6 separate regions of the Homo sapiens genome follow, and regions 1, 2, 3, 4 and 5 are each linked to region 6. A link is a loop called in an ENCODE intact Hi-C map of the cell type or tissue named here. Cell type or tissue: PC-3. All regions are shown on one strand. Links, peaks and the distances in the headings refer to the core of each region. The heading gives the core; the rest is flanking DNA. Region 1 has its middle 76 kb from the start of RGS6. Region 2 overlaps SIPA1L1 (signal induced proliferation associated 1 like 1). Region 3 overlaps SIPA1L1 (signal induced proliferation associated 1 like 1). Region 4 has its middle 180 kb from the start of RGS6. Region 5 overlaps SIPA1L1 (signal induced proliferation associated 1 like 1). Region 6 has its middle 180 kb from the start of SIPA1L1.

What was found. Peaks named below come from ENCODE experiments on the same cell type or tissue, not always from the same donor. Only the 100,000 strongest peaks of a DNase experiment are listed, where the experiment ranks them.
Region 1: it touches region 6 in a loop (8-fold over the local background); 39 of 110 quality-filtered maps call a loop at or near these places.
Region 2: a loop joins it to region 6, with 14 times the contacts of the local background. A loop is called at or near these places in 22 of 110 quality-filtered maps.
Region 3: a loop joins it to region 6, with 2.8 times the contacts of the local background. A loop is called at or near these places in 3 of 110 quality-filtered maps.
Region 4: a loop joins it to region 6, with 13 times the contacts of the local background. A loop is called at or near these places in 108 of 110 quality-filtered maps.
Region 5: it touches region 6 in a loop (2.3-fold over the local background); 2 of 110 quality-filtered maps call a loop at or near these places.

What each region holds. Positions count from the first base shown.
Region 1 is chr14:71,853,374-71,858,525 of GRCh38, forward strand. No RefSeq gene overlaps it. Among named protein-coding and RNA genes, the nearest start is that of RGS6, 76 kb to the right of the region's middle. RefSeq lists an enhancer at 2,889-2,958. In PC-3, for the core only: CTCF peaks have their summits at 2,242 (motif pointing left) and 2,444; a DNase peak (open chromatin) is centred at 2,218.
Region 2 is chr14:71,401,241-71,406,392 of GRCh38, forward strand. All of the region lies in intron 2 of SIPA1L1 (signal induced proliferation associated 1 like 1), which reads left to right. Among named protein-coding and RNA genes, the nearest start is that of SNORD56B, 5.5 kb to the left of the region's middle. In PC-3, for the core only: CTCF peaks have their summits at 2,653 and 3,765; no DNase peak of the experiment used is centred there.
Region 3 is chr14:71,572,586-71,577,737 of GRCh38, forward strand. The region is part of intron 4 of SIPA1L1 (signal induced proliferation associated 1 like 1); the gene reads left to right. Among named protein-coding and RNA genes, the nearest start is that of SNORD56B, 180 kb to the left of the region's middle. In PC-3, for the core only: no CTCF peak of the experiment used is centred there; a DNase peak (open chromatin) is centred at 2,606; H3K4me3 peaks cover 299 bases.
Region 4 is chr14:71,751,321-71,756,472 of GRCh38, forward strand. No RefSeq gene overlaps it. Among named protein-coding and RNA genes, the nearest start is that of RGS6, 180 kb to the right of the region's middle. RefSeq lists an enhancer at 2,675-3,589. In PC-3, for the core only: a CTCF peak has its summit at 1,927 (motif pointing left); a DNase peak (open chromatin) is centred at 1,961; H3K4me3 peaks cover 519 bases.
Region 5 is chr14:71,648,680-71,653,831 of GRCh38, forward strand. SIPA1L1 (signal induced proliferation associated 1 like 1) reads left to right here. Exons shown (of 24, transcript NM_001386936.1): 8 at 1,656-1,830. Among named protein-coding and RNA genes, the nearest start is that of SNORD56B, 250 kb to the left of the region's middle. In PC-3, for the core only: no CTCF peak of the experiment used is centred there; a DNase peak (open chromatin) is centred at 2,762; H3K27ac peaks cover 877 bases.
Region 6 is chr14:71,136,525-71,141,676 of GRCh38, forward strand. No RefSeq gene overlaps it. Among named protein-coding and RNA genes, the nearest start is that of SIPA1L1, 180 kb to the right of the region's middle. In PC-3, for the core only: CTCF peaks have their summits at 2,674 (motif pointing right) and 2,881; a DNase peak (open chromatin) is centred at 2,647; H3K4me3 peaks cover 472 bases; H3K27ac peaks cover 1,183 bases.

The DNA of each region.
Region 1 (5,152 bases), core at 491-4,490, 720 kb after region 6:
AGGACTTTGGGGTGAAATGGCCTGATGACAGGGATTTTAAGAAATATTCACAAAAAAAGAAGGCTGACCAAAAGGAAGACATGAAGCAACTGGAGCAAAAAGTGAATAATTGTTGAATCCAAGGATGGGTGTATTGAGTTTTTTTATATTATTCTCTTTTCTTTTGTGTACTTTTGAAAACTTTCTTAATAAAAAAGTTAAGGAAGAATGTTGGACTGCATCAAGTCTCTTGTCTCTGCTTTTATGTGAAATTCAGCTCATGATTAATCCATCCCAAGAGCTGTGTACAAAGCAATATTTTCCATCTTTGAAGACAATTTAGAAGTCCTTGACAGGAGGTCACTCTGAGCCCAGTGGATCTACGTGCATTTCCTTTTATTGGAAAGAGCGGAAGAGCAGTGGCTTCAAGGAAGTTTTACTCCATTTCTTTTTTCTTTCTTTTTTTTTTTTTTTTTTTGAGACTGAGTCTTGCTCTGTCACCAGGCTGGAGTGCAGTGGTGCTATCTTGACTCACTGTAACCTCTGCCTCCCGGGTTCAACCAATTTTCCTGCCTCAGCCTCCCGAGTAGCTGGGACTACAAGCATGCGCCACCACGCCCAGCTAATTTTTTTTGTATTTTTAGTAGAGACGGGGTATCACCATGTAGACCAGGATGGTCTGAATCTCTTGACCTCATGATCCACCAGCCTCGGCTTCCCAAAGTGCTAGGATTACAGGCGTGAGCCATTTCTTAAAGCAGATGTGTCTGAGCTGGGGGATGAGGGTCTCTCATCCCAGCCCAGACCCTCATCCAGGACCCCCGCTTCCCCCGTACTAAAGGCGCAGCTAGGACTGCAGCTTGCTGAACAGTGTACTGCAATGGACCCGAGAAGAATGCGCACCTTTGTGCTCCTGGTTTGGAATCAAGTATATGCAGTAGTGGCCTTCGATGGTGAGGATTACAGATTTTTTTCATGAGGAACACATATTATATCTCTGAAAGAATCAGTAATAAGGAAATTAGGACAATAAGGAGCAGATCATTTTGGACCCACTATTTACCAGCTCTGTAGCCTTGAGAAAGTTACGAGGTCTCTTGAGGTCTCATTTCATCATCTGTAAAATTATTTAACCTACTCGATTGGGTTGCTGTGACAAATTTAATGAGATAACATGTATAGTCTTGATCTCATCGCAAGCTATAAGAAGTGATACACAAATGTCAGTTGCATTTTTCCTGAGCTGGACTTCCTAGTATTCTCTCCTATTTCATAGGTGGCTTTTTAAGCTTATCTTACCTCTGAGCTTCACATTTGTTTGGTGCTGAATTAGAATTTCCATGTGGTGGTCCCTGAATTTTACTGCTCCCCCAGCACCCTGTCTTTTTCTCTCATGCTGAAAGTAGCCTTTTAACATTTGCCTTTTAACCTGGGTCTTCCTTCTTTTTGCCTGGAATGGTTGTTTTTTTGTTTGTTTGTTTTTGAGATGGAGTCCCACTGCAAACTCTGCCTCCCGAGTTCAAGTGATTTTCCCTCCTCAGACTCCTGAGTAGTTGGGATTACAGACGCCCACCACCAGGCCCAGCTAATTTTTGAATTTTTAGTAGAGATAGGATTTCACCATGTTGACCAGGCTGATCTTGAACTCCTGATCTCAAGTGATCTGCCCGCCTTGGTCTCCCAAAGTGCTGAGACTACAGGCATGAGCCACTACACCCAGCCTTCTGCCTGGGATGTGGATGTGATTCCCAGAAGTGCAGCTGCCATCTTGCCACCATGAGGTAACCTAAGGGTGTCAGAGCAGAAGGATAAAAGGAGCTTACGTCCTTCATGGCAGTGTGGGACTATACTAGAGCTTGACTACTCACCAAATCTCACCTTGAAAGAACACACACTTTAAAATTTAAAACTCCAATTGTCTCTAAAATAAGAAAGAAAGAAAGAAAATAGGTTCAGGTGAGGAAGTATGGCAGAATGTTGATAATGATGAATCTGGGGAATGGACATATTGGTTCACTATACTTTTCTCTTTAATTCTGTGTGTGTGTGTTTGAAATTTTTCATGACAAAAATTTAAAAGAAAATTGAACTTCACCAAATTTCTTATCTTGATTATTATGTGAAGCTCCAGGTTCTAATCAAGCTCTTCCAAGGGCAGAGGACAATGATTTTCCTGTTGGCCAACTTTTCATTGGCTGCATCCCAATACCCCAGGCTTGCCTCAATATTCCTGCTGTGCTGCTGCCCCCTGCTGGCCTCTGCCATTTTGTGTGCCTGAAGATAAGCTTCCCCCCATGTCAGAGGGCTGTGAGCTCCCTCCACTGAAGAAGGTTTTTAAAGATTAGACTCTTGATTTTAGATGATGTTTAATAAATGAATGTCCCTTCTATTCCCAAATTCTTAATGCCTGATTTTTAAAAAGCATGATGGGCATGTGGGGAGATACAAGAGACACAGAAGCCTCTGCCTTTGCGGTTCATTTTGTAGGAATGAGGATTCATAAAATGTACCACCCCCCATTCTGTCTCAACTGATGCCCCATCCCTCCTTCCATTTTCATCCTTCCAATTTCTTCATTCTCTGTTTGATGGACATGTTATAGGAAATATGTTTCAGAAATACCATCTTTTTAGTTTTTATTTAATCTTAGATTTCCTGAGTGTGATGCTGGAGAAATATTTGTAAACAAAATACCTACTTCAGATGGACCAGAAGAGAGAAAGGACTGGTACAGGTTGCTGAAGACAACCTTGACTGTGTTTTTAAGGTGTGCCCACGTCTGCTAACCCCAGGGAACTATTGAACACAACATATTTGACTGGTTTGCTGATTTCCAGAACAGCCAATAGTAGTGTAACTGAGCAGAGAAACAATGCTGTTAGAAGGGGCACGGTGAGAGTGAGATCGGCCCTTCGGTTTGCGTGGGAGCTGGGTGAAGCTGGTGACTGCTGGCTTTCCCCCGCTTCCCTGACAACCTGCATGACTCAGCAGAGGCAGCCATAATCCTGCTAGGTACACTACTCTATTGACCTTGCAACATCACCCCCATACCCCACAGCAGCCACAGCAAGACCTGCCCAAGGAGAGTCTGATCTCAGACATGCTTAGCCCTGCCCCGACCTGATGGGCCTTTCCTATGCACCCTGGTAGCTGAAGACAAAGGGCATATACTCTTGGGAGTTTTAAGGCCCCGCCCACTGCCATTTTCTCTCAATACTACCACAGCTGATGCTTTCTGGAAAGCACCACCTCCTGGCAGTAGGCCAACCAGCACAAAAATAGAACATTAAACCACCAAAGCTGACAACCTCGTAGAGTCCATTTCACCCCCTGCCACCTCCATGGGAACAGGTACTGGTATCCACACTGAGAGACCCATAGATGATTCACATCACAGGACTATGTGCAGACAATCCCCAGTACCAGCCCAGAGCCGGGTAGACTTGCTAAGTGGCTAGACCCAGAAGAGAGATAACAATCACTGCAGCTTGGCTCACAGGAAGCCACATGCATAGGAAAAGAGGAAGAGTACTACATCAAGGCAACACCCCATGGGACAAAAGAATCTGAACAACAGCCCTCAGCCCTAAACCTTCTCTCTGACAGAGCCTACCCAAATAAGAAGGAACCAGAAAACCAACTCTGGTAATATGACAAAACAAGGCTCTTTAACACCCCCCAAAAATCACTCTTGCTCACCAGCAGTGGATCCAAACCAAGAAGAAGAAATCCCTGATTTACCTGAAAAACAATTCAGGAGGTTACTTATCAAGCAATCAGGGACGCACCAGAGAAAGGCAAAGCCCAATGCAAGGAAATACAAAAAACGATGCAAGAAGTGAAGGGAGAAATATTCAAGGAAATAGATAGCATAAAGAAAATCAACCAAAACTTCAGGAAATATTGGACACACCTATAGAAATCCAAAATGCTCTGGAAAGTCTCAGCAATGGAATTGAATAAGTAGAAAAAGAAATTCAGAGCTCGAAGACAAGGTCTTGGAATTAACCCAATCCAACAAAGACAAAGAAAAACAATAAGAAAATAAGAACAAAGCCTCCAAGAAGTCTGGGATTATGTTAAGGGAACAAACCTAAGAATAATCAGTGTTCCAGAGGAAGAAGAGAAATCTAAAAGTTTTGAAAACATATTTGGGGGAGTAATCGAGGAAAACTTCCCTGGCCTTGCTAGAGACCTAGACATGCAAATAAAAGAAGCACAAAGAACAGCTGGGAAATTCATCGCAAAACGATCATCATCTAGGCATATTGTCATCAGGTTATCTAAAGTTAAGACAAAGAAAATAATTTTAAGAGCTGTGAGACAAAAACACTCAGGTAACCTATAAAGGAAACCTATCAGATTAACAGCAGATTTCCCAGCAGAAACCCTGCAAAGCTAGAAGGGATTGGGGCCCTATCTTCAGCCTCCTCAAACAAAACAATTATCAGCCAAGAATTTTGTATCCAGCAAAACTAAGCAACATATATGAAGGAAAGATGCAGTCTTTTTCAGACAAACAAATGCTGAGAGAATTCGCCACTACCAAGCCACCACTATAAGAACTGCTAAAAGGAGCTCTAAATCTTCAAACAAATCCTGGAAACACATACAAACAGAAACTCTTTAAAGCGTAAATCACACAGAACCTATAAAACAAAAATGCAAGTTAAAAAGCAAAAACAAAAAAAAAACCGAGGTATGCAAGCAACAAATAGCACAATGAATGCAATGGTACCTCACATCTCAATACTAACATTGACTGTAAATGGCCTAAATGTTCCACTTGAAAGATACAGAACTGCAGAATGGATAAGAACTCACCAACTAACTCTCTGCTGCCTGCGGGAGACTCACCTAACACATACGGACTCACATAAACTTCAAGTAAAGGGGTGGAAAAAGGTATTTCACTCAAATGGACACCAAAAGCGAGCAGGGGTAGCCATTCTTGTATCAGACAAAACAAACTCTAAAGCAACAGCAGTTAAAAGAGACAAAGAGGGACATTATATAATGGTAAATGGCCTTGTCCAACAGGAAAATATCACAATCCTAAACATATGTACACCTAACACTGGAGCTCCCAAATTTATAAAACGATTACTAATAGACCTAAGAAATGAGATAGACAGCAACACAATAATAGTGGGGGACTTCAATACTCCACTGA
Region 2 (5,152 bases), core at 727-4,726, 270 kb after region 6:
TGTGCTGTAGTTTCCAAGGGTGTTCTTCTCAAGTTACACTGACTTGGCTAGTTTTAGTACTTTTCCTTGAACATTGCCTCCAAGTTAATGGGATTCTGAATACCTCTTTTTTACTTTCTTTATTCTTTTTTGGATAAATATAAAATAAAAAGGCTGCTTTTTTTTTTTTTAGTGTTACTTAAAAGCTGTCTGATTTAATTGTATGACGTATTTTTCTTTGTTGTTCGTCTGTTTGTTCAACTCTGCAGTTATATTAAACTTTATCATGTTTTACAATCAGAATTTAGTTTTGATAGGTTCCAGAAAACAGAAAGAAACATACCTGTCCTGAAATGTAGCTTTTTTGTGTGTACTCTAAAACATTTTTCTTTATATTACTTTCCTCAGTTAATGTTCCCATTTAACCCAATATTTTTTAGCAAAAGTTATATTTAGTTAAGGCAGATAGGCATAACTAAAAATATAAAATGTTAAATGAATGCTAAGAAAAAAATTAACTTTTGGTAAGTTATATATCATAATTAAGGAAAAACCAGAAAAACAGAAATAAAAAAATTTACCAGTAATCTTATCACTCATAAATATAAGATTTTTTATTTGTGTGTTTTTCCAGTTTTTTTCTGAAAAAATATAAAATATGCATTTTAACAGTTTGTTGTTAGTAACATGCATTTTTATGTAGCATTGTCAACAGTAAACTAATAATTTATAAATTATGCCTAAATTACAATTATTGTAAATAATATAAGGTGGAGGCTGCATAATACAATGGTAGAAACTTAGGCTTTGTATCAAGCGACTTAGGGTGGGATCCCTGCATGTCCCGTTATTAAGTTAGCTGTATGACGTTGGCCAAGTTACTTAACTGTTAGGAGTCTTTTCTCAAATAAAAAAAAAATATGGCTAATAATTACCTTGCAAGAGTATTATAGGAATTAGATGAAATAATGAGTCTCATTCATTCATATAGTGCTGGGAACACACTGAAAATTAACTTATTATTGAGAGGCAATATATTGATGGCATTGTATAAAAAAGGCAAGGATTTGGAATAGGATTGTCTTGGGTTTAGATAACAGTGCCACCACTTCTTAATTTATCTTGGGTAAATTTTTTTTTTTTTTTTGAGACAAGGTTTCTCTCTGTCTCCCAGGCTGGAGTGCAGTGGTGCAACCTCAGCTCTCTGTAACCTCCGCCTCCCGGGTTCAAGTGATTCTCTTGCCTCAGCCTCCTGAGTAGGTGGGATTACAGGTGTGAACCATCACACCTGACCAATTTTTGTATTTTTAGTAGAGATAGGGTTTCACCATATTGGCCAGGCTGGTCTTGAATTCTTGGCCTTATGTGATCTGCCCGCCTTGGCCTCTCAAAGTGCTGGGATTACAGGCATGAGTCACTGTTCCTGGCCTTGGGTAAGATTTAAAACTTCACTGATTATTATACTCCTTCCTAAAATAGAGATAATGCCCATGTCCTAGGATTGTTGTATTGGTTATGTGATGTAAAGAATATGTGCCTGGCATATTGGAGACACTATCATTATTATTTATAAGGGAAATTACTTAATTGGAAGACAATTAGATATTTGGTATTTAAAATTAATATCAAGGAGGAAGTTTCTAGATGTCCTAGATTTTATTTTTACTATTATAATAGTATTTGTGGTTATTGAGGACTGTGTGAACAGTTTTATAACTGCCGCTGTCCCCCTCTCCCTCCACATTTGGAATAGGTAGCCATCTTTAAAATAACATGTAAAGATGCACGTTTTTGAGAGACCTTCACATGAATAATGAAAAGCTTCTGAATATAATTATATATATTGAAATATGTGCCCCTATTAATGCCACTTATATGTTCATTGTAGATCATCTGTCTCCATTCTTCTTAAACTGGGTATCTTTCATAGCAGTGCCAAACAGACTTTTCATGTACTTCTCTGCCTCAATATTTTCTTTTTGAGTTTAAGTTTTAGAAGTACCAATTCATATTCCTTCTTTTTGCTAGCACAGTGTACCTATTAGTTATTTACATATATGTATAATGAGTTTGAAAAATGTTACATAAAAAGAATCTTGGCCTGGCGCGGTGGCTCACGCCTGTAATCCCAGCACTTTGGGAGGCCAAGGCAGGTGGATCATGAGGTCGGGAGTTTAAGACCAACCTGGCTAAGATGTTGAAACCCCGTCTCTACTAAAAATACAAAAAAATTAGCTGGGCGTGGTGGCAGGCACCTGTAATCCCAGCTACTCAGGAGGCTGAGGCAGGAGAATCGCTTGAACCCAGGTGGCAGAGGTTGCAGTAAGCCAAGATTGCACCACTGCACTGCAGCCTAGGTGACAGGCTGAGACTCTGTCTCAAAAAAAAAAAAAAAAAAAAAAAAATCTTAATCATATTGTTTTCACATTCTACTTTTTTAAAATGGCTATCCTTTTTATCAATTTATACTTCAGTGTTAGATCATAGAAGCAGTACCCTTCAAAATTAAATTCTGAGTAATTTTATTGTGAGGTTATAGTAAATGAGCTTGTGGATGGGTGAGCTCAAGCCAGCTGTGCAGCTTGTCTGAGTTGATGGTCTGGTTTGTAGTCTGGTTGCCAGTCCCAGTCTTCTGCTAACACTTCAGTATGATCACTGTATTTCCTCCTGTAGGCCACCTGGTGCCTTGCCTCTGAAACTACTATTTTATATCTATTGTAGGATGAAGCTTACTTTCCCTTGACTGCACACACACACACATACCCACCCACCCACCCACCCACATCACAGTGAAGAGACTGTTTTGGTTTCAGTTAAAGTCAGTAAATTAATACTTAAAATTTATAGTTTCATGACTTTTGCCAGAAAGCTAAAAATTCTGTTTTGAAGGTTGGCACTCAGGGGTGTAACTATAGTCAACTTTTTGTAAATTTGCATTGGATTGGCTTGCTTAAAAATAACTTTGGTAACCAAAAAGCATTCTTTTAGTATTTTAGGATCAAGATCAGGTAAAGGCAACTCACTTTTATCTGAAAATTTTAAAAGCATGTCTAGGCCAGGTGCCGTGGCTCCTACCTGTAATCCCAGCACTTTGTGGGCAGATCATCTGAGGTCAGGAGCTCGAGACCAACCTGGCCAACATGGTGAAACCCTGTCTCTACTAAAAATACAAAAATTAGCTGGACTTGATGGCAGGCGCCTGTAATCCCAGCTACTCAGGAGGCTGAGGTAGGAGAATCGCTTGAACCCAGGAGGTGGAGGTTGCAGTGAGAAGAGATTGCACCACCGCACTGCACTCCAGCCTGGGCTACAGAGCCCAAGGTTCTAGGGGGAAGAACCATTTTTCCCCTTCAAGTTTATTAAAGGACAAGGTGTTTTCTGATTTCACTTAAGTTATACATTTTTATTGTAAGTTTCAGTACTAGGACCAGCCTAACAGTAGGCATGTATTAACTATTAATTTGTTACAGGCCTTGAATTACATTTAGCATTGCAAGGCCGTCCATTTAAATTCTGTTATTTGATCCTAACAATAATTTTGTGAGTTAGGTAGGAAAGAATTTCATTTTACAAAGAACTTAGTAGAATTCCTTGGGCACCATTAAATGATGATTCTGGGGTTTGAATTTAGGACGTCTAGCTCCAATTCCATACTTCTTGTGCAGTGTCATGCTGCTTTCCCATACCGATCTGCAAATGTTTTGGTTCTTGGTATTGTAATAGTTCATTCATTCAACAGAGTTTTTAATGAATGTACAATTTTAAGCTCTAGGCATTTAAGGATGAATAAAAAGACAAGGTTTCCACCTTGAGGAAGACTCAGTAAATAACAAGTATCAAAAGTAATTATTGTGCCTATGGTAACAATGATTGGTACATAGTAGGTGCTCAGTAAATGCTTATTGCACAAATGAATGAGTGAGCAAAGTGGTAAAAAGGTAATAACAAGTGAGGATAGCTGCTTAAGTAGATAGATTGACCAGGAAAGGTCCTTCTGAGGAAGTGACACCTAAGCTAGGCAAAGAGCATTTTTCACAAAAGGACCAGTGCAGGCTGAGGACCTGAGGCAGGAAAGAACTTGGCTCATTGGAAGGCATCAAAGATGGCCAGTGGAGCTAAAGTGAGTATGCTGGGGAGACAGAGGTTCCAGATGAAATTGAAGAGAAATAACTAATCATGTAGGTCCTTATAGACCATAGCAAGAAACTTGGCTCCTACTCTAATGTTGGGGGACAGTTCTCCACTTGTCTCTTGTGTTTGTACATTGACTGTCTTTCTTCTGGATGATCTTTTCAAGGATGATTTGTATAGTGAATGGCCTTGGAAGAGAAAGAGAATGCCCCTTCTGGGGTAAAGGCCAGGCAAGCTTACTGCCCATTACAAAATATTTCAGTTCACTAAGCTCGGAGTTACTCTACTGTGACACAACCTGCTGTTGTGCTGAGGTCATCTTGTTCTCTTTGTGTCACCTGGTGGGAATTGAGGCTTAAGGGACTAGCACCAAAAAATACTGATACTTTGGCTACTGCTACTGCTGTAATGATGTCTTTTATCTCTGACCCTGGCATCTCATGTCTTCCACAGGCATCTATATAGCTGTGTGGCAGGCTAACTTGTTATCTCACATGTAGGGCAGAATTTTTACATTCTTCACATTTCTTGATATCTGAGGCCATGGGAACACGTTAGAGGCTTTTAAGCAGGGGAATAGTAAGATGTAGTTTACTAACCTTTTAACAAGTCAGTCTGACTACTCTGTGGAAAATGATCATGGGCAGAAAGAAGATTAATGAGGAATCTGGGGTAGCGTCTCGTCGAGAGATAACAATGGCTTCAACCAATGTGAAGACAGTGGAGATGGAGAGAAGTAAAGGAGTTAAGATGGTCTTTGGGAGGTAGAATTTATAGATCTTCACAGAATGGATGTGGGGTGTGAAAGAAGAATGTAAATGAATTGTAGGTTTTTGGCTTGAGCAACTGGGAAGATGAACTTCTGCTGAGATGGAGAAGCCTCAAAAATGAAGATAACTAACCTATAAAAATTTCTGATATGCTGTATATATTGCAAGGTTATAATGATTATATGGGTGCCACTGACATCTTGTCATCACTTCTTTGCCTTTTTTTTCAGCCATTTCATTTGCTTGTCTCTGTCTTTGCAGAAATTTTATGT
Region 3 (5,152 bases), core at 384-4,383, 440 kb after region 6:
GAATACCTCTTCAGGAGACCTAGAGATCAGCAGCTAGATTGGGGCATGAGAAGAGCCCTAGGAGAGAGTTCTTCAGGGAAGAGAAATGGAATTGATAGGAATCTGTTGTTTTTGACTGTGTGGAAAGAATAACAAGATTTTTTTGCTTCTTATGTTGTATGTAGGAAAAATTAAGCGTAGGTATATAGAAATAAAGCAAATGAAAATAAATGAAACTGTTACTAAGTTCGGGAAAAGTAAAGTAAGCAACTGAGCAAATATAGCCGTAGTAACGTAAATCCTAATATATATAGCTATGTGATATAACTAATATACACACATGTGAACATAAATAGGTACATAGAATGGGGTAAGGAAATGGGAGAGACACTTAATGGAAGCATGCTGATTTCTCATCTTCCACAACAGGACTTCAACATTTACTACGTAAGATTGACAAATTAAAAAGTAGCAATATGAGCGTGTTATTTAGGAATAAGGAAATAGTGAGGGAAACAGTGCTATGTATTGAAAGTGGCTGTGGCTGTTCTTGGGACTGAAGAAGATGGAGTCAAGCAGTATCGGTTTCCCCCACTTTATATGCCTGTGGTACTATTTGCCTTTAACTACTATGTATATTACTTTGATAAAAACATAAACGAATTAAAAATAAAATAGCATTGCAGTAAGTATCTTTGGACAATTATTACAGATTGTAAAATCACGTCTCAGTGTTTGTTTTACCACCTATTTTCCTATTCAAATGTGGTTGACATTTATGATTAAGCCTCTGCTAAGGACTAAGTATCCTAAAATCAAATAAGATGCAGTTCCTGGCCTGAAGCACTTACATTTCAGTGGGTGGCGCATCAGAAAACTGAGCATTCACAGTGTGTCCTGTTTGATTGTCTTTTGGGAACCAAGGATGTGGAGAAAGTTTGGGACCTCAAGAGAAAGAGTGGATGTCTACAGCTGCACAAGGAAGGGCAAACCAGCAGAGCTCCTGGGACCTGCTGAAGGAGGAAAGATGCCCGAGAGCTGGGCAGAGGAAAATCCCTCCTGCTTTCAACAACTATGCATTTCCAAATGTCGAAAGAGAGATTGCAGAGCTCAACAACATGAATATTTTCTGGCTTACCTGCCAATGGTTTTTTTCTCCCCCTAAAATGAAACAATATCCATTATCTCTAGCGACATGTCTATTTTAACTTTGTCACTGTTAACAGTGGTTACTGGTATTCCAGTACTTTTTCCTAATGTGTATAGTGTTGTTTTGATTTGTATGCCTTTGATGCTTATTATACTCAGAACAGTAGATGGGCCTTTTCTTGTGCTTGTGTTCTGTCAAAGAATTTTTCTTAGTTCAACATATTCTTTCTTTAAAACTTGTTTTAACTGCAGTGATGCCAGAAAGTTTCAAAAAGACAGTTCCTCACTTTTTCTTGGCAGCAGTTCTGGTGTTAGAAGGTAATAACACATAGTGAAATCATGATTTATTTAAAGTAGAAATTTTGATTTCTACAACAAAAATCTTGATTTTTAACCACCATAAATTTCCTGTAGTAATCCCAAGGGATGCTGTAAAAAGAATAAGGTGGGGTAGGGGTGGGAGTGGAAGGGGTGGACAACTTCCTGAAAGAGAACATACCCCAGTGCAATCTTGAAGGAGGAGTAAGAGTTAGAGGAGTAAAGGGTGGATAAGAATAAAACAGGAGGAGGAAGGAAGAGAATTGAATGGAGTTGTGTTCCAGCAAAAGTTACCACTTGGCTTCACCTGAAGTCTCACGAGAACCCGGTGCATTCAAGAAATTTTAACTGGTTTCCTTTCCCTTTGACTGGAGCTCAGGGTTCAGGGAGCATGGTGGGAAGAGTGTGGAGAGATTGGGCTGTTAATTAGGGAGATTTATCTTGCACTTAGGAAATTCTGACATTGCAAAAACAGAGAGGCTATCTCCTTGAGGATTTAAGCGAAGGAGGCTAAGACTCGTGCTAATATGCACCTTATAAACAGTCTTGAATAGGCAAAGTGATCAGTTTTTAAAATAAGCATTATTGCAGACACACAAGACTATGTTTTAAGATCAAACTTACATTCTAGTTAGAGGATTTATTTTACTTTGTCACAAAAATGAAAAGGTTGGCAAAAAAAAAAAAAGACTTCCTGCCACAAGGTTTTATCTTTGAACACTTTATTGGTTTGCGTTTTGATTAATTTTTTTTCTAGTTAATAAGAGTTTAAATGATCAAGTTAATACATTTGTGAGGAAAATCTCACTTAGAAATCAGAGATTTTTAAGTTTAGGGGATTAGATTAAAAATAATTTTATTTGAAAGTTAGGCATAAAATGTATGTATATTTGCATATGTGCATAGTTTTTAAAAAAAACTGGAAGGATGTGGTATGCATTAAAGAAAGATACTTTGTTTGCTCCTGCTTTCATTTCTGTTGACAAGTTGCCAGAATTATTTGTATAGGGCCTCTATTTTCGGAACCATGATATAAATAAAGGATTCAAAATGTTTCCAATATGAAGCATTTCATCCAGCATTTTTACATCAGCTTTGAATGGGAGGAGGTCCTTTGCTGCTTGTGAGCATAAGTGGATTCTTTGGCTCTTAATCATCCACCCCTTTGCCTTTCTTTTTCTGGCTCTGTAAATACTTAAGTTGCTGCGGAACTGACTGTCCCTTGCACTGGATCCTTTCTCTCCTCTGCCCTTATCATTCAGTGTCTTACTGTCTGTGCCCCCAGCCCACACACAGTGCCTGGAAGAATATGTATACTATGATGAGTGACTATCATTGGGCTTGGGATTGGGACATGTAGAAGAAGACGTATACTTTTCACTTTTTCTGTACTATTTCAATTATTAAAATTTTCAGTAAGCATATAACCGGGTTCAAAAATGACTGAAAAGGGGCAAAGGAGAGACTTGTGTGGGGAGAAAAATTATTTGAGGGTAAAAGATAAAAATTATTTTGACCATCATTAATTTGATGGTAATTGTTTTAAATTTCTGGTTTTAGTTGTCTCTCCCTTTAATGCTGTATTAACCACACTGCCTTCCATTGTCCTGTGAGAATATGTTTATTTGCTGGGATTTTAAATAGTCGATTCTATTGTGGATTAGTTTATCTTTTAGTTACTTCATTGTGACAGTGTTTTATCCAGTTCTGTGTCACTTCTTGTTAATCTTTTAATAGATTTGCTCCTTTTTATGCCTGTTTTTCATGCTCCTTTGATGAGTGGATTGGGGTGAGAAGGTCAAACCCACTATTTTTTATTCATTACTGTTGTGAAGGCTCTTCAAGAGAGAAAGATGAAGCTGAAACCTTTATTAAATTTTGCTAATGTGGACTTGTTTTTGGCATTTCTCCGTCAACACAGATATGTGTGAAATAACCATGATTACGTTTTAGATTACAATAGAAGTTCTGATAATTTATCAGTTAATTTCCATTCTATTTTAGCTGAAAGCACGTAACTTTTATTTCTAGTGATTACATTTCAAGGGTACTAAGCTTAGGTGCTTTCAGGATAAGGATTGGACAGATCTTTTCCTCAAGAGCCTGAAAGTCTCACTGGGGAGAGAAGGCTGAACCACAGGTAGACTGAATCTTGAAATTTCAGTAAGTAGCAGAAAGGGAAGCATTTTTAGAAAGGAGGGTGCCCTGGTACAAGGAACATGGCTTAGGGATCAGACTCTCGAGCAGTGACCCAGTCTCGTCTAAGCTGCTGGGTCTTCATGTACAAACTGCAGTAGATAATAGCTCTTTAAAGATTGCTTTAGCGAGTTAGTGAGATAATGAGCAGTGCCTGATGCATACATAACTGGTTACAATGGATGGAAACAGATTATTGAACAAGCATGCTCTGAAAGGACAGCATGGTGCAACAGGCAGGGTAAGAGTAGGGGAATGAGGAAATCTGGATGTAAACCTGGACTTGACACTTGCTATTTAATCCTAGGTGGACTTACAGTTTCTGGCTACTACTGGTGGAAAATGATGGGCTCAGACAAGGTATTCTTTATAATTTACAGTTTTAAATTGTCAATATTGAATTCTTCATGCAGGCTGAGTCACTTGGTAGAGCTTTATGAAGAGGGCACAGTGGTTTGTTTAGGGCAAGCCTGTTTCCTTCTGTTAATATAAGAAGGAAACAGTTTGTGGGCAGGTGCCAGTTACTCTTGAATTCCAGGCCTAAAATCCAGGCCTAAATAAGAAAATAATGGCAGGGGCCAGGTGCAGTAGCTCATGCCTGTAATCCCAGACTTTGGGAAGCCGAGGCAGCTGGATCACGAGGTCAGGAGTTTGAGACCAGCCTGGCCAACATGGTGAAACCCCGTCTCTATTAAAAATATAAAAATTAGCCAGGTGTGGTGGCGGGCACCTGCAGTCCCAGCCACTCGGGTGGCTGAGGCAGGAGAATCGCTTGAACCTGGGAGGCAGAGGTTGCAGTGAGCTGAGATCATGCTATTGCACTCCAGCCTGGGTGACAGAGCAAAAAAAAAAAAAAAAGAAGAAAAAGAAAATAATGGCATGGCAGTTGAGGAGCCACTGAAGGTTCTCAAAGTGACATGACTACCATAGCATTTTTAAAAAGTTAAAGTTAATTATCAATAAATACTTTTTCTCTCACTGTATCCATATCCACAGGATATAGAAATTCATGCCTGCGCTGGACTGCAGAAGTGGTACACAGGCTATAAGGGAGCCTTTTTTCTTTTATATTTTCAAAGTAGTTTTTCTACCATAAATTTTGTAACCACTAGCCCAGTATTGAGAGAGAGCCTGCTATATAGTGAGCACTTATTTTTTTTTTTTTTTGGAGACAAATCTCACTCCGTTGCCCAGGCTGGAGTTCAGTGGTGCAATCTCAGCTTACTGCAACCTCCGCCTCCCATGTTCAAATGATTCTCCTGCCTCAACCTCCCAAGTAGCTGGGATTACAGGCACATAGCACCACACCCAGCTAATTTTTGTATTCTTTTAGTAGAGGTGGGGTTTCACCATGTTGGCCAGGCTGGTCTTGAACTCCTGATCTCAGGTGATCCGCCTGCCTTGGCCTCCCAAAGTGCTGGGATTACAGGTGTGAGCCATTGCGCCCAGCTGCACTTTGTGTTATACACAATTTGCTTAACTTTATGGCTTGTTGGGCATGCCTTTTTTT
Region 4 (5,152 bases), core at 330-4,329, 610 kb after region 6:
GTTGAGTAGTTTGAACAATGCTGATGCTGTCATTTATCACAAAGTGTGCTGTTGGACCTAAATGTGAGTCATACGCCTCTGAGAGGACCCTGATAACAACACTGACTGGCTGAGGTCAGGCTCTGTGGTCACCACCATCCAGGATGCATCATTTTATATATTTTGAGACAGGGTCTCACTGTCACCCAGGCTGGAGTGCAGTGGTGCTAATCTTGGCTCACTGCAGCCTTGACCTCCTGGGCTGAAGCGATCCTCCCACCTCAGCCTCCTGAGTAGCTGGGAGGTGCTAACCACCACAACTGGCTAAGGTAGAGATGGGGTTTTGCCATGTTGCCCAGGCTGGTCTAGAACTCTTGAGCTCAAGCAATCCACCCACCTCGGCCTTCCAAAATGTTGGGATTATGGGCATGACCTGGCCTCGATGCATCATTTTAAACAAGCCTCCTTGGCCAGGTGTGGTAGTTCATGCCTGTAATCCCAACACTTTGGGAGGCTGAGGAGGGTGGATTGCTTGAAGCCAGGAGTTCAAGACCAGCCTGGACAACAAAGTGAGACCCCAGTCTCTATGGGATGGGGTGAGGTGGGGGATTGGGGGGAAGAAACAACAACTAGCAAGGTGTAGTGGCTCACACCGATAGTCCCATAGTCCCAGCTACTTGGGAGGCTGAAGGGGGAGGATCCCTTAAGCCCAGGAGGTCAAAGCTGCAGTGAGCTGTGATTGCAGCACTGTGCTAGCCTGGGCAACACAGAGAGACCCCATCTCTTGAAAACAAAACAGAACAGGCCTCCTTGAGAAGTGTCATTCCACCTGTTATGAATCCAGGCTTAATCCAAAGCCCCTACTCTCACTTCTTCCAGGTTCCCTCCTGGCCCCGCTGCCCCTCCCTGATCCTTCAGCCCCAGGCATCCTGTAGTATCCGAGTGAGATAAAGGCAGACTTTGGCTCCTCTGATAAACTTCAGCAGTGTGGATCTCTCCGCCCCACGTCATGAGTGATCAACGTTCTTCTGTGGAGACTCCTGGCGTCCAGCTGAAAGTCGTGCGGCTGAGACCTCCGCGGTGCCACAGAGAAAATAGGTGTGGGGGCTGCACGGGGCCTTGAAAACTACCCAGATACCCCCGTGGAGAACGCTGGTGGGAGACTGGGCGTTCCTCAAAGTCCCGAGTGGCACAGCTGTTAGTGCTCATCTCCAGAAACCCACAGCACCTGCCCCCACGAAATCTGTGGAGAACACGAGCAGGCGGTGCAAATAATTCTGACTCCTCGGCGGAAGAACAGGAATAAGAAGGCCCGGCCTGGCCGTGGGTTGCTGGGTGAAAAGCAGCATTGCATTCGAAATGTTAGTTCATTGCAATAAATGGGTTCAGCTCCTCTTTGGAAATATTACTATAGCACAAAGTACTTTATGAAAGCCTTTTTAAAAATCAGATATTATCAGATAGTTGGTTAAAGAGCTGATTAGCTTATCAAAATGTCTGCCTATAGACGAGGAACTTGGGGCGCTCAGCACAGAGACCCCCATACCTTTTCCTGTGTGCCCACAGAGTAAGCGTTCTGAGGGCCGAGGGGAAGAGGCGACATGCAAGTTCCCACGGAGAGGAAGAATTGTTAATGGCAAAAGAATCCCAATGGAAGGTAAATTCCCTCTGATATTACACCGTGAGTCTCTGAGAAGCAACACCAGGCTTTAATAGACAAACGCGGTATTTCCTCCTGATTATTTAATTGGCACGGGAGAGCCACGCAGGTTACGAATTTGTAAGAAAACCCCAGCGGGCCCTGTTTCTGATCCCTTGGGAGGCATTCATTTAAGAAAACTTGTATTTTCTGTGTGCCCCAACTTGCACGGGGGGCGCCAACAAGCTCTGGGAACAGATGGGATTTCAGAAGCCGGGCCTCAGCGCCAACCGCGGGCTGCTGGCTCCCTCTGCTGTCCGAGTCCTCACTTGCGTTCAAGTGAAAGAGCGCGTTTCCCTCCTGATTCTGTGCCAGGAGAAATCCTGAAGGCAAGAAGACTGGGCTCAGAGCCAGGGGCCCTCCCGGGATTTGATAGCTCCTATTTTGATTTGAGCAGGACCTGCAGCCTTGTCAGTGTCTGAGCTCATGGGTAAGGTTGGGAGTAACCATTCACTGGCCAAGTGGTACCCCCCACCCCTGGGGAGGAGGAGAACAATTTCTTTCAAGGACTTTTCTGGGTACCCGGCGTGGGGAGTAAAGAGGGAGTCTCTGGAAGCAAAAGGAATCCTGAGAGGCCTGGGCAAATGACACTGGCTTTGCTTGAACCTGGAAGGCCAGATGGAGGAAAAAGAACTTCTGTTGCTGGGCGCGGTGCCTCATGCCTGTAATCCCAGCACTTTGGAGGCCGAGGCGGGTGAATCACTTGAGGTCAGGAGTTCAAGACCAGCCTGGCCAACATGGCGAAACTCTCTCTCTACTAAAATACAAAAATTAGCCTGGCGTGGTGGTGGGCGCCTGTAATCCTAGCTACCCGGGAGGTTGAGGCAGGAGAATTGTTTGAACCCAGAAGGTGGAGGTTGCAGTGAGCCAAGATTGCGCCACTGCACTCTAGCCTGGATGACAAAGTGAGACTCCGTCTCAAAAAAAAAAAAAAAAAAAACTATATATATATATATATATATATATATATATATATATATATATATATGTATATTCTGTTGATGGTTCGCATTGTTTTCTGCCCAGAATCCCCACTGTCCTCTCCTCAGGCTGATGGCAAAACTTCTCCCACCCAGATGACCTCCCTCCACCAACACCTGAGAGGCCCTCAGGCGATCTGATGCGAGGCCAGGCCGCTGGGGGCCTCCGGCAGGGACAGTCCGCAGAAGGAGGAAGGCAGATGGCAGAAGCGGCAGTGCTGTCCGGTAGGGAAGGCCCCGACGTCCGCCCTTCCCCAGACCGTGGGCTCCCCTCGCTTCCAGGGGTGGAGGAGAGAAGAGCTGGAGAAACGTGCCACGACTCAAACAAATTTACTTCCGTGGTGGATTCTGATTTTTTTGAACAAAATGAGGTGAGAAATGTCACATTTCTTTCTTCCTGCTTCAAGTCAAATCTAATCTGGCGAGGCTGGAATACAATTCTTTTCATGACAGAGGCTCTCTTCTTCCCTCTCGGGGTCCTATCGGGGTCCTATCAAGGTCCCGGGGTGCGGGCAGGAGAGGCCTCTGGTTTCTGGTTGCCACTGGCTGGTTTACAGACCCCTCGTCCTCACCCCCCTGGTCCTCAATGCCCTCCTGTTGAGCCAGGGCGTGGAGGTCACTGCACAGGCTGGGCCCGCCTCCCCTGCTGAGTTCAAGCGGTTATTCCCCTGAGGCCCTGCCGCATCGCTGGGACTGCTCAGAAGCTGGAGACACCAGTCACCTTTCTGAGCGTGGGAAGCTCTCACATTCCATTCTAGTCTTCCTGCCTCCTGAGCCCAGCCCTAGGCAGGCTCATCCCAGAGAAATGGGCCCTCACAGTGCCACCCTTAAACCTGGACAAGAGGGGCACCGTGTCCCTCTTATGGGACCTGCATATCCCCAGGGGGCACAATGTGTGAAAGAATGCCTAGCGCTTCTGTCACTGAGATGTGGCCCCTAGAGCTGGCACAGGGTCACCTGTAACCCTAAACAGATGCTGTCCTCAGGAACACTGTTCAGGCCTCAGAGAAATTGCCTTTTCGTCCCCACCCCCCTTTTTTGAGAGAAAGGGTCTCACTCTGTTACCCCGGCTGGAGTGCAGTGGCACAATCACGATTCCCTGCAGCCTCGACTTCCTGGGCTCAATCGATCCTCCTGCCTCAGCCCCACAAGTAGCTGGGACTACAGGCGCGTGCTACCACACCCGGCTACTTTTTGTATTTTTAGTAGAAATGGGGTTTCATCATGTTGGCCAAGCTGGTATTGAACTCCTGGTCTTAAGAGATCCGACTGCCTTGGCCTCCCAAAGTGCCGGGATTACAGGCATGGGCCACAAAGCCTGGCCTGAAATTGCCTTTCTTATCTTTCACCCTGTGTCTTCCAAACAGAAGGTGGCTGTGACAGAGTGGCTTGAAAGTTTAGAGGCTCCCAGAGCGGCTTGAAAGTTTAGAGGCTCTTCTGCTCAGAAACGTGGAAAGGATTTAAATATTAGAAGTGCCTAGGGCGGAGGGAAGACAGATTAATTCACTTGTCAAATACTTTCTTCCAGCATCAAAGCTCAACAAAGTGTTGCTTCTCAATAGTACTGAGTCCTTTCTCTTGCTTCTCTTTGTGTTCTAATTCATGGTTTCAGTTCTTTGATATTCACAACAGGTACGCATGGTGGCTGAAGGGTGCTTTGTGATATTAAACAATACGTATTCCTCTTAAATGTGTGTATGTAAAGGCTAGAGGTAACATGTTTGAAGCGAAATGTCGATTCTTTATATTGTTAACTCTATAGAAAATGACCAGTAGAATTTAAATAGTGCTATTTTTATAAAAATGTTTAAGATTTAATCTAAATTCAAAATATCAAATAAAAATTTCAGCTTTTAAAAAAGCTTGATTTACTTTGTTGTTTAAATTTTGTCTTTTATTTTCATTAAAAAATCTTTTGATTTTTTTTATTTTAAATAATAGAGGCAGGGTCTCACCATGTTGTCTAGGCTGGTCTTGAACTCCTGGACTCAAGTGATCCTCCCACCTTGGCCTCCCAAAGTGCTGGGAGTACAGATATGAGCCACGTTGCCAGGTCTGTCTTTTAATTTAAAATGTGTGGCTGGGCACAGTGACTCACACCTATAATCCCAGCACTTTGGGAGGCCCAAGTGGGTGGATCATTTGAGATCAGGAGTTCGAGACCAGCCTGGCCAACATGGTGAAACCTCATGTCTACTAAAAATACAAAAATTAGCTGGGTATGGTGGCGCATGCCTGTAATCTCAGCTCCTTTGAAGACTGAGTTGGGAGAATCGCTTTAACCCGGGAGGTGGAGGTTGCAGTGAGCCAAGATCACGCCACTGTACTCCAGCCTGGGTGAGAGAGCAAGACTCCATCTAAAAAAAAATAAAATAAAATGTGTGACTACTTGAGAGAAAAAATTTTTTGAAAACATAATTTTAATATTTTAATTTTTACATTTATGGCAATTCATGTTTTTGATTAGTACATTTTAAAATTGTATTCATTCAGA
Region 5 (5,152 bases), core at 468-4,467, 510 kb after region 6:
AATAAATTAAAAGTACTAATGTCAGCCCCATGTCAAGTTTTGCTGCCAAATATGTTTGCCTAAATTTGCTTTCTACCTTTCAACTTCAGAATTGCAAATAAGAAGTTGTAGACATATGTTGCAGCGGTTGTCCAAAGACAAACCTGGTTGAGTTCTGGTGATAGTTAATGGAGCTGAGTCACAGAACTGACTCTTTATGATCTTGTGTCTCTCCCTACTGTACTAGTTCCTCTCTCTTGCATTCTCTGATCTCTTTGCTCATCTGTCAAACAGGGGTAATATTTGCCTTGTGGGCTATTGTGAGAGTAAGAATTTAATGTATGTTAAACACTGCACGTAGTGCCTGGCATATGATAGGTATTCAATAAATGTTAGCTATTAAAATTTCACCTCTTCTCTTCCCCCTTTTATTAGATAAAACCTTACTGATGTGGTGGTTGTAATGACACTCTGGAAATAGGATTAAGTGATAAGAATTGTCCCAATGTCATTGGAGAATTCAAAGTCCAATTTTTTTTTTTTTTTTTTTTTGAGACAGAGTTTTGCTCTGTTGCCCAGGCTGGAGTATGTGGTACAGTCATGACTCACTGCAACATCAATCTCCCGGGCTCAAATGATCCTCGAACCTCAACCTCCCGAGTAGCTGGGACTACAAGTGTGCACCACCACACCTGGCTAATTTTTGTACATTTTGTAGAGACAGGGTTTTGCCATGTTGCCCAGGCTTGTCTGGAACTCCTAGGTTCAAGTGATCTGCCCCCCTCAGCCTCCCAAAGTGCTGGGATTACAGGCATTAGCCACTGTGCCCAGCCCAAAGTACACATTTTTATGTTGAAAACTCATTGCTTGTTAAATGATCAGTAACACCTTAAAATTTCTTTGCAAAATGACTGGACTTTTCAATGATGAATAAATGTTTTGATTAATGTTATAAGTAAATCTCTTAATCCTTCATTTTAACTGCATTTGAGGAAGAAATATTTGCCATTAGCTGATTTGCCATTGTGAGGCCTCTTTTAAAGTTTCTCTGCAGACACTCATCCTTTGGAAAACTATTTGAAAGAGAAGTTGCTCTAAGTACAGTATTGATGATAGTAGTGCTGTAACAAAGATATAGGCAAGGTTTATAATTTAATATATTGGGAAAAGGGTATTGGGAGATAAGTCTTTTCTAATTTTACAAAAAAAAAACTGCAAAAATATTAGTGGACCTTTTAGTGCAAAACAGTTTATTTTAAAATATGTTTTATAAAGTAGACCTCTGCTTTTAAATTTGTAAAGACCTCCCTTTTAAAAGGGGGGACACCATAAAAAAAGAATTGCCTTTAGTTACCAGGATTTTTTAATAACCTCATTTTGTACTTTGTAATTGATTAACAGAAATTTCCTATAGTACCAACAGATCTGTTTAATGGTGCATGATCTTTACATACAGGAAATTTTCATTTATTTTTCTGGCCTTTTCTCAGTTCATGAAGTTCGTAGATACTTGCTCCACTTAATTTTGGATCAAAGACGGAAAATACAGAAGGATTTCAAGAGAAGAAAGGTGTTAGCTATTTTCTGGGCATGTGCCCTATAGGACCTTTTAGCATTTGACTGGGACAAAGTGGATCTGCCTATATTTATATGCATCGTATTACCTGCCTTCACAGCTGAACTACCAGCAGAAAGTAGGCATCATGTACTGCAAAGCTGGACAGAGCACTGAAGAAGAGATGTACAACAATGAGTCAGCTGGCCCAGCCTTTGAAGAATTTCTTCAACTATTGGGAGAGCGAGTTCGGCTCAAAGGATTTGAGAAGTATCGAGCACAGCTTGATACCAAAAGTAAGAAATACTTACACCCTCCTACTAGGCTTATTTTCCCCCTGTTGTGCTGTTGTGCATCTGCTAAATTATCCGTAAAGCAACATTGCCATTTATCGCAGAACACTGCTGGTGATGGGGGAGAGAAAGCCAGAGAGGGAGGATGTAGCACCAGAACAGTTGAAGATCATAACCAAAGTAGCTAGAATTAGACTCTAAAAAAATAGTGTTGTCAGAGGTGTGTGCATGGAGTGGGGCAGTGACACAGATCGTGCAGAATTGCTCCTGGGTGAGCATTGTGTAAATTTCATTACATTTAGCCAAATGTTAGGGTGATTAAAAACTCCGGAAACTTACAACTGTCTGAGTGTAAGCCTGGAATTTTTGACTTCCATTAATTCATTTCATAGTCTTCATGTTTATCTATGTAGTCAGCCTTTGTTTTTGTTTTTTTGTATTCTTTTTACATCTAGGGTTTTTGTTTCTATTATTATTATTCACAGTCTACTTAATCTCTGAGAAAATAGGCTTTTTAGCTTTGGTATTAGTTTAGCTCATAAAATGTGTTGATTAAAAGCATGATAATGAAACAATCTGTTTAACTATGGTGCATGAACCTAAAAGGTTGTCCATGTCCAGTCCCCAAGTTGTCAGTAAAATAGTTAACATTCTCAAATGCCTATTTTGGTTAGCTGGGACTAATCAAAGAGTGTGTTGACTTTTGCTATGTGTCTGTGTGAAAGCAGTTTTAAATTTTATCTTTAAATTCATCCATAGACACCTGTGACCTGTTTTTCTTTGAGAGGGTCTTGGGATTAGCACATCTGTATTGCAGTCTATAGTAATCTCTCTGATTTTCTGTACAGGAAATTAAATAAGGAGTTGAGTCATGAAAACAGAAAAGCATTCATAAACTCCACTGCAGGGAAGAATTTCCTGTTGCCATGGTTTTGCTGTTGCCAACTTGGAAACGACATGCAAGAGAGACTATTAAAACCCATAAATAGCCTAGCTGCTTAAATATTATTTTAACATTCTGTACTCTGCTTGCAACTGCATAAAGATGTTAAATTTCAGTATGTCCTTAAACTCTTTTTATCCAGCTATTCTGATATTCACCTGGTACAGTTCATTCATGTTGCCCCCATTTGTTGTGCTGTATAAATTATCACTACCACAAACAGTTATTGAAAGGATCTGGGAAGAGAATGTGTAATAAGCTCAGTGATACTATAAATGAATGGTCAGACTGGGAGTTGATAAGATTGTGTGTTATCTGTGATGAAGGGTGATGTGAGAAATGTATAGCTAGGGTATCGTTAAGCAACATGACATGTAGTAAGGCAGTGGAATACACAAAATAAGCACTTTGTGCACAGTTTGTCCAATTATCCCAACAACTGCAAAGGCTAGAGGGGGATGAGCCTGGATTACCAAACAGCCTCTTAATGTAGTTTTGGAATTATATAATACCTTCAACAGGGAAAGATTCTTTTTCACTGAACTACTCTCCTTTAAGTAGTTCAACTTTATGAGGCATGTCTGACCTTTCAGGGCATATTTCCTGAGAAGGATTCAAAGAATCCTTCTGTCCTTTTAAAATGTCGCATTTCCTAAAATGAACGAAAAGTAGGGAAGTATTCCTACTCTGAAGCCCCAAAGAAGACAGTACGCAAAATCATCTCTTTTACTCCAAGCTTATTAATAGGGGCAAAAACTAGAGTCTATTCACTATGCCATTTAAACCTGCATTAAATAATCATAGACCACCAAAATAGGCAACAGCCAGCCTCTGTACACCTCAGCTGCCTCCTACTGGGCTGGACACTACTAGAGATAAGACTTCGTTCTGTGTGCTGTGATGTAATCTCACCATACTTAATCTAACTTTATGTTGTGTCAAGAAACTTTGAATATAATTCTTTTTCTAAAAAAGTGCTTTTCAGAACAAATGTTCAAGGATCATTCCCACTGTAGATGTCACTTGAATCTATGGGTTTGTAGTTTTTATCAAATTAAAGTACTATCTGCTGTTATTTCTTTATTTTTTCTGTCTTAACCTCCCATCTCTCTGAGACTCCAATTACACATATGTTATATCACTCACTGGTGTACCACAGGTTAATGAGGCCCTGGTTCTTTTTTTTTTCCCCCTAACCTTTTTTTTTCCTTCTGTGCTTCAGTTTGGATAATTTCTATTAATATATCTTAAAGCTCCTTGTGTTTTTCTTTTCTTCCATGGTATCTTAATTCATTGTTAATCCCGTCCAGTGAAATTTCCATTTAAGATATTATATTTCAGGGCCAAAAGTTGCATTTGATAATCTTTTTAAATGTCTTCTATTCTCACCTTTTTAGGTTCACGCTGTCCTTTAGATCCCTAAACACATTTATAATAGTTGTTTCAAAATGTTCATCTGCTAATTTCATCATTTCTCTCATTTTCAGTTTCTTTTTTTAATGGGGTTCCTTTGTATATATTTTACTTCCTCACATGTCTGGTTGTTTTTGATAAGATGTTGGATATTGTAAATGTTTCATTGTTCAGTGTCTTAATTTTGTTATCTTCTTTAAGTGTTGAGTTTTGTTTTGGCAGGCAGTGAAGTTGCAGAACAGCTTGATTTTTATGAGTCTTATTTTTAAGCTTTGTTAAAGCATACCTAGAGTAGCTTTTACTCTGGCTAACTTAGCCCTACTACTAAGGCATGACTTTTCTTGCACCTCAGTACTTGAATATTCAATGAAGTGTCTACTGTGGCTGTTCAGAACTCATTAATGTCTCCCAACCCAGTGTGAACTGTGGAATTGTTTGGCTTATAATTCGTTGGTAGTTGTTCTTTCCCTAATATTTTGTCTTTGCTTGGCTTTTGGAATTTATGCATATGCATATGCAGCTTACTGTCCAACTCAAGACTCAAAGGGACCCCTATTCAGATTTCTGAACCTTTCATCTGATATTTCTTTCTCTTTGGTATTCTGCCTAGCAAATATCAGTCACCTCAGACTTCCTGAACTCGAGTCTGTCTTGGCTTCCCCCTTCAGTACCTTGCTCTGTGTCAACTGTCCCACAAGTACCTCTAGGTAGAAAGCCCAGGGGTCATAGGGCTCATCTTCTGTATTCTTTTTTCTCAAGGATCACTATCCAAGGCTGCCTGTTCTCCAATGTCTGCAAACAGTTGTTTCAGCTATTATATCATTTTTTCTAGTTATTCACAATGGCATGGTAAGTGCTGTATCAAGCACTTCATTATGGCTGGAAGCAGAAGTCCCAGATACTTTTGATATGTATGCCGTCTCGTTTAATTCCGACAAACCTGCTAGATACCAATTATCCCCACTTTAC
Region 6 (5,152 bases), core at 365-4,364:
GGAGCTTTGACAGTGACACGGGAGAGTTCTCTGACCCCCCCTCGCAGGACGTGCAACAGGGGTGTGGCTTGTCTGTTTGGCCACAGCCGCTGCTCAAACCCCTTATGGGAGGGGGAGCACACAGACAGGCAGGTGCAGGAGCTGGGGCGAGTGTTTCTGGGCTGTGGCCCCACAGCAGCATCTAGGGGTGGGCGCCTGTGACCCCTGAAGCCCAAGTGGGCATGTGTTACAGTGCGCTCTTTTAGCTTTGCCATCCACCAATGGCTTAAGTGTTAAACAGCTTAGTAGACTCTCTGCCTTTTCACAAGGGCAGAGGGCCAGTGTGACAGCTTTCTGTATCTTGAGCTCTTGTCCAGTGTCCTGAATCAGGTGACACACAGACTTGGAGGATGGTGAATGTGGGGGTTTTATTGGGTGGTGGAGGTGGCTGTCAGTGGGATGGATGGGGAGCTGGAAAGGGGATGAAGTAGGAAGGTGATCTTCTCCTGGAGTTTGGCTGTCCTGAGGCTGATTTCCTCTCCAGCGGTCCCCAGCTGAACTCCTCCCAATGTTCCTTCTCTTCTCTCCTTCTCTGCTGCTCTTCTGTTCATCTGCTCATCTACTCCTGGAGCTGGGGGTTTGGGGTTTATATGGGTACAGGATAAACGGGTGTGGCAGGCTAAAAGGCAACTTTTGAACATGAAAACAGGAATGCCTGTTCCCATTTAGGGCCATGGGTATCCAGGCTTGAAGGTGGGACCTTTGCCAGGGAACTGCCCTCTTCTACCCAGTATTTCCCTGTCTCCTGTCCATATCAGCAGGATATTCATCTTGTATCATAGAAGAATGTCCTCATATTAATAAACTCTCTATTATCCAACTTTATATTCTATTTCTCTAGATTCAGTGCCCTCCAGATCCCACCCCATAAATATCCTCTCTGCTTCTGCCAGTACATGCTGGCTAGGCCCTATAGCGTCTTTGATGTATAGTCTCCTTCTCCCTCAAGGGACCCAGTACATTCCTGGCCTGGTTGTGTTGTGGCTTGACTGTAGCTTTTAGCCACGCAGGGAGGTGGGGATAAGTTATGAAAGGCATGAGGAGTCTTTGAGTTGTCTTCAAGCAGAGGGGTATGGGTCACATCTGCAGGCCAGTGTTTGGAGGACCTGGGGTTTCAAGAACCTCAAGTTGAACTGTGATGCAGTTATGACAGAGGCTTCAGCCAATCTCACAGATAGCTCTAGAGCTGCCATGATTCCCATCTCAAGTCTCCCTCCCAGCTGGGGCCTTGGCATAGTGGACTCATCTAAATGGAGAGTCCAGTCTTCTCTGGAGCTCCATTCACTTCTGAGCCTCAGCTGCTTCTGCCCTCTGGTTGAAGAAGATCAGGATCTCTTTATATGCTACCAAGGAGGCCTGTTGGACTTCAACACTTTGTCCTCGCAAAGAGTAACTGCCCTTGGCCTTTTGCTGTCTTTCTCCAGTGCAACCATAGCCCTCAACCTGTGAGGAGTGAAGGAAGCACTTTGGCCAGAGGGAGAAGCTGAACTGCAATGCAGTCACCACAGAGGCCTCAGCCAATCCCATAGGAAGTTCTGGGTCTCTGATGGTCCTTCAGAGTTGTCTGGATTTGAGGTACAGGGGCTGGGGCCACCCCGCCAACATTGATTAGTTATAGGATGTGGGCTACCCCCAGGAGGAGCTTTAACCTTGGGTGAATCAGTTTCCTTTGGATGGAGGGAAATCCCTGGGGAGGGACTTAACTTTGTGCAGTCAAGGGGAATGAGCATCTCATCATAAAGGAAAATTTGAGTGGCCGAATGGCACATGGCATGCATTCCATTGACACTGGGAATAAAGAGAGGGGGCTAGGGATAGGAAAATGATTTCTGGAAGAAGAATCGACAGGATATGCTGACCACAGAGCATCTGAATGAAGATAAGGTTCTCTCATTCAAGAAACATTTAATACCTTCCCTAGGCTCAGCCCTGTGTGAGATGCAGGTTGTGGACTTGAATGGTTCTTCACCTCAGGGAGCTCAAATTGAAAGCCATATGCCAAAGAAAGAGTGGAGACAGTGCCAAGATCTCAATATGCTGCAATGTGAATGGGAGGATGTGGCTAAAAAGACAAGACAATCCTTTGTTGTGATGGAGCTTTTCATGAGCTCTGGAGCTCACGTTTTCCCTCTCTCTAGAAACACCCAAATCCTTGGCTCAAAACGAGACTTCTTCCTTGAGGACTTTGAAGTATAGTACTAGCATCAGTGCCTACCCTGCTTCTTGTACCTTCCCCTTACCAATAATCACAGACACACACACACACACACACACGCACGCACACTCACTCTCACACACACACATACTCTCACACACACACGCACACTCTCACACTCACGCAAACTCACACCCACTCTCTCACACACACACACTCACACAGTGAATTGCACTACGTGAGGACTAGAGATGCAAATAGGGACAGTTGAGAGAATCCCATCGTAGGGAGTGCTTCCAGCCTCACACATGACAGCAATGTGCCCAGGAGTGACTTTTCTTTTTCTGTTTGTGAAGGAAATGAGCACCCCAGAGTCAGGAAGCCTCCCAAATCTCTGCAAATCAAGTCCTAGGACAAGGACAGCAGGGGCTCCGCCTCTCTGGTGCACCTTACGTGAACGGCCACAAGATGGCAGTAGGAGCTCAGCCGACGCTGGAGAGAGACTGAGGGTGGGGTGCTGGGGTCAGGGGAATGGAAAAGTGACCCCCTAGACATGCACGCATCCCAAAAGAGAGGTACGGAAGGACAAATCAATGGATGAAAGGCTCTTGGGACCTGTTTAAGCCACGAGTTTGCACACTACTGGCAACTGGCCGTTTCTCGTGCACACATCTATGCATGACTATACTTCTGCGCATTTGCCACATGTAAGTTCTTTCTCCTGGTTAAATATGACCCCTGCCACCCTAAACCTTACCATCACAATCGCCGGTGGAAATATCGGGAGTGTTGCAGAATCTGTGTGCCAAGTGCACTGACTCTCACAAGAGGCTGCACGCGGGGCTGTAAGGGTGGCTCTGGATGTGCCTTTGGCCACCAGCCTTTTCCTCTCAGGGGACAGCGAGGTGAGGGCAGCCTCTAGAGAACAAAGGGCAAACTGCCCTGCTTCCATCCGCACAGAGGGGACCGCTGATGGCGACAAGGTGACTGCGCTGCAGCGAAGGACGCCTAGCGTCTGGCGTTCTAATATGCCACAACGATCGTTTGCGTCCTGGGTTACGAGGACATCGCGGGCAGCCAGCCTCTCGGTGCAGGGGCCTCAGTGCTGCTGCCGACACACGCTCAGGTGAGGGATGTGTGCACACACCCAATCTTAGTGAGGACAACGGATAGAAATTACGAGGGAGTTTTTTTTTTCTTTTTTTGGAGACAGAGCCTCACTGTCGCCCAGGCCGGTGTGTAGTAATGCAGTCTCAGCTCACTGCAGCCTCTGCCTCCCGGGTTCAAGCGATTCTCCTGCCTCAGCCTTCGGAGTAGCTGGGACTACAGGCCTGCACCACCATGCCGGGCTAATTTTTGTATTTTTTAGTAGAGGGGGTTCTGCCATGTTGGCCAGGCTGGTCTTGAACTCCTGACCTCAGATGATCCGCCCGCCTTGGCCTCCCAAAGTGCTGGGATTGCAGCCGTGAGCCACTGCCTCTGGCCTCTGCACCAGGTACTTTACACTGGAACTTCTCAACTTCGGCATCCTGGGTGGGACAGGTCTTTGGTGTGTTGATGTGGATACAATACATCATATCCCTGGCCTCTACCCTCCAGATGCCAGTAGCACCAACCAGCCTTCTACAAGTTGTGGTAACCAACTTTTGTCAAATTGTGGCAGGCCAGGTCTCACTAACACAGGCCTCCATAACAACTGTTTCAGTACTGACTAAGTGGTTAAGTTAAACATTAAAAGCTAAAAAAAAGCTAGTGCCCTTATACAAAGGCTGGAATATAGCAGAAGCCCACCAAGCATCTTGCCTAGGCCTTTCCTGGGCCTTAAAGCATGACCAAATAATGAAAGAATTCTTAACAGGACCCTTTTAGGATTAGATGAGTTTTACTGGGGGTCTGAAGAAACTCCCCAGGCCTCCACAAATAAGTTTATTGGGGGTCTAAAGGAACTCCCCAAACCTCCGTGATTTAACAGGAGACAAGGATAATCACCTCACCACTTGGACCCATTTAGATTAAGCAAATTTACTGAGGCCCCAGAGGAAGGTCTTCAGTACTGAGACCTTAGTTATAGATTAAAAGAAGTTAATCACTTATGTCTTTAAATGAATGCACACTTACATGTAGACATACAGCTTAGAAGGTATACAAGCTCTGGAAAACTTTGTAATTTTGAATTGGTCTGGTGATAATTTCCAGGCCTTCTCCCTGTAACCGATTGCAGAAAATAAAACCTCTCTTCCTCCCCAGTTCATCTGCATCTCATTATTAGGTGGCGAGAAATAGCAGCCTGACCCTCAGTTTGGTCCGGGAACAAAATGTCCCCTGGGGGGCAGAGTGGAGGGGACAAAAGCTCCCTGGTAGAGAACCAGTGAATTAACTCATTTAATCCTAGAACAACCCTGAGGTGGGTAATATTTCTCCTTATTTATTTTTAAAAATTGTGGTAAAATATACATACACAACATTTACCATCGTAACCATTTTTAAGTGTGTAGTTCAGTGGCATTAAGTACATTCATACTGTTGTGCATCCATCTTCCCATCCATCTCTGGAACTCTTCATCTTGCGAAACTGAAACTATGCTCATTAAGCAAGAACTTCCCATTCCCCTCTTCCTCCAGCCCCTGGCAGCCACCGTCCTACTTTCCTTTTTTTTTTTTTTTTTTTTGAGACGGAGTCTTGCTCTTTTTGCCTAGGCTGGAGTGCAATGGTGCGATCTTGGCTCACTGCAACCTCCACCTCCTGGGTTCAAGTGATTCTTATGCCTCAGCCTCCCGAGTAGCTGGGATTACAGGTGCACACCACCACGCCTGGCTAATTTTTGTATTTTTTAATAGAGACAGGGTTTTTCCATGTTGGCCAGGCTGGTGTTGAACGCCTGACCTGCACCATTCTACTTTCTATCTCTACAAATTTGACAGCTCTAAGTACCTCATCTAAGTGGAATCATACAGTGT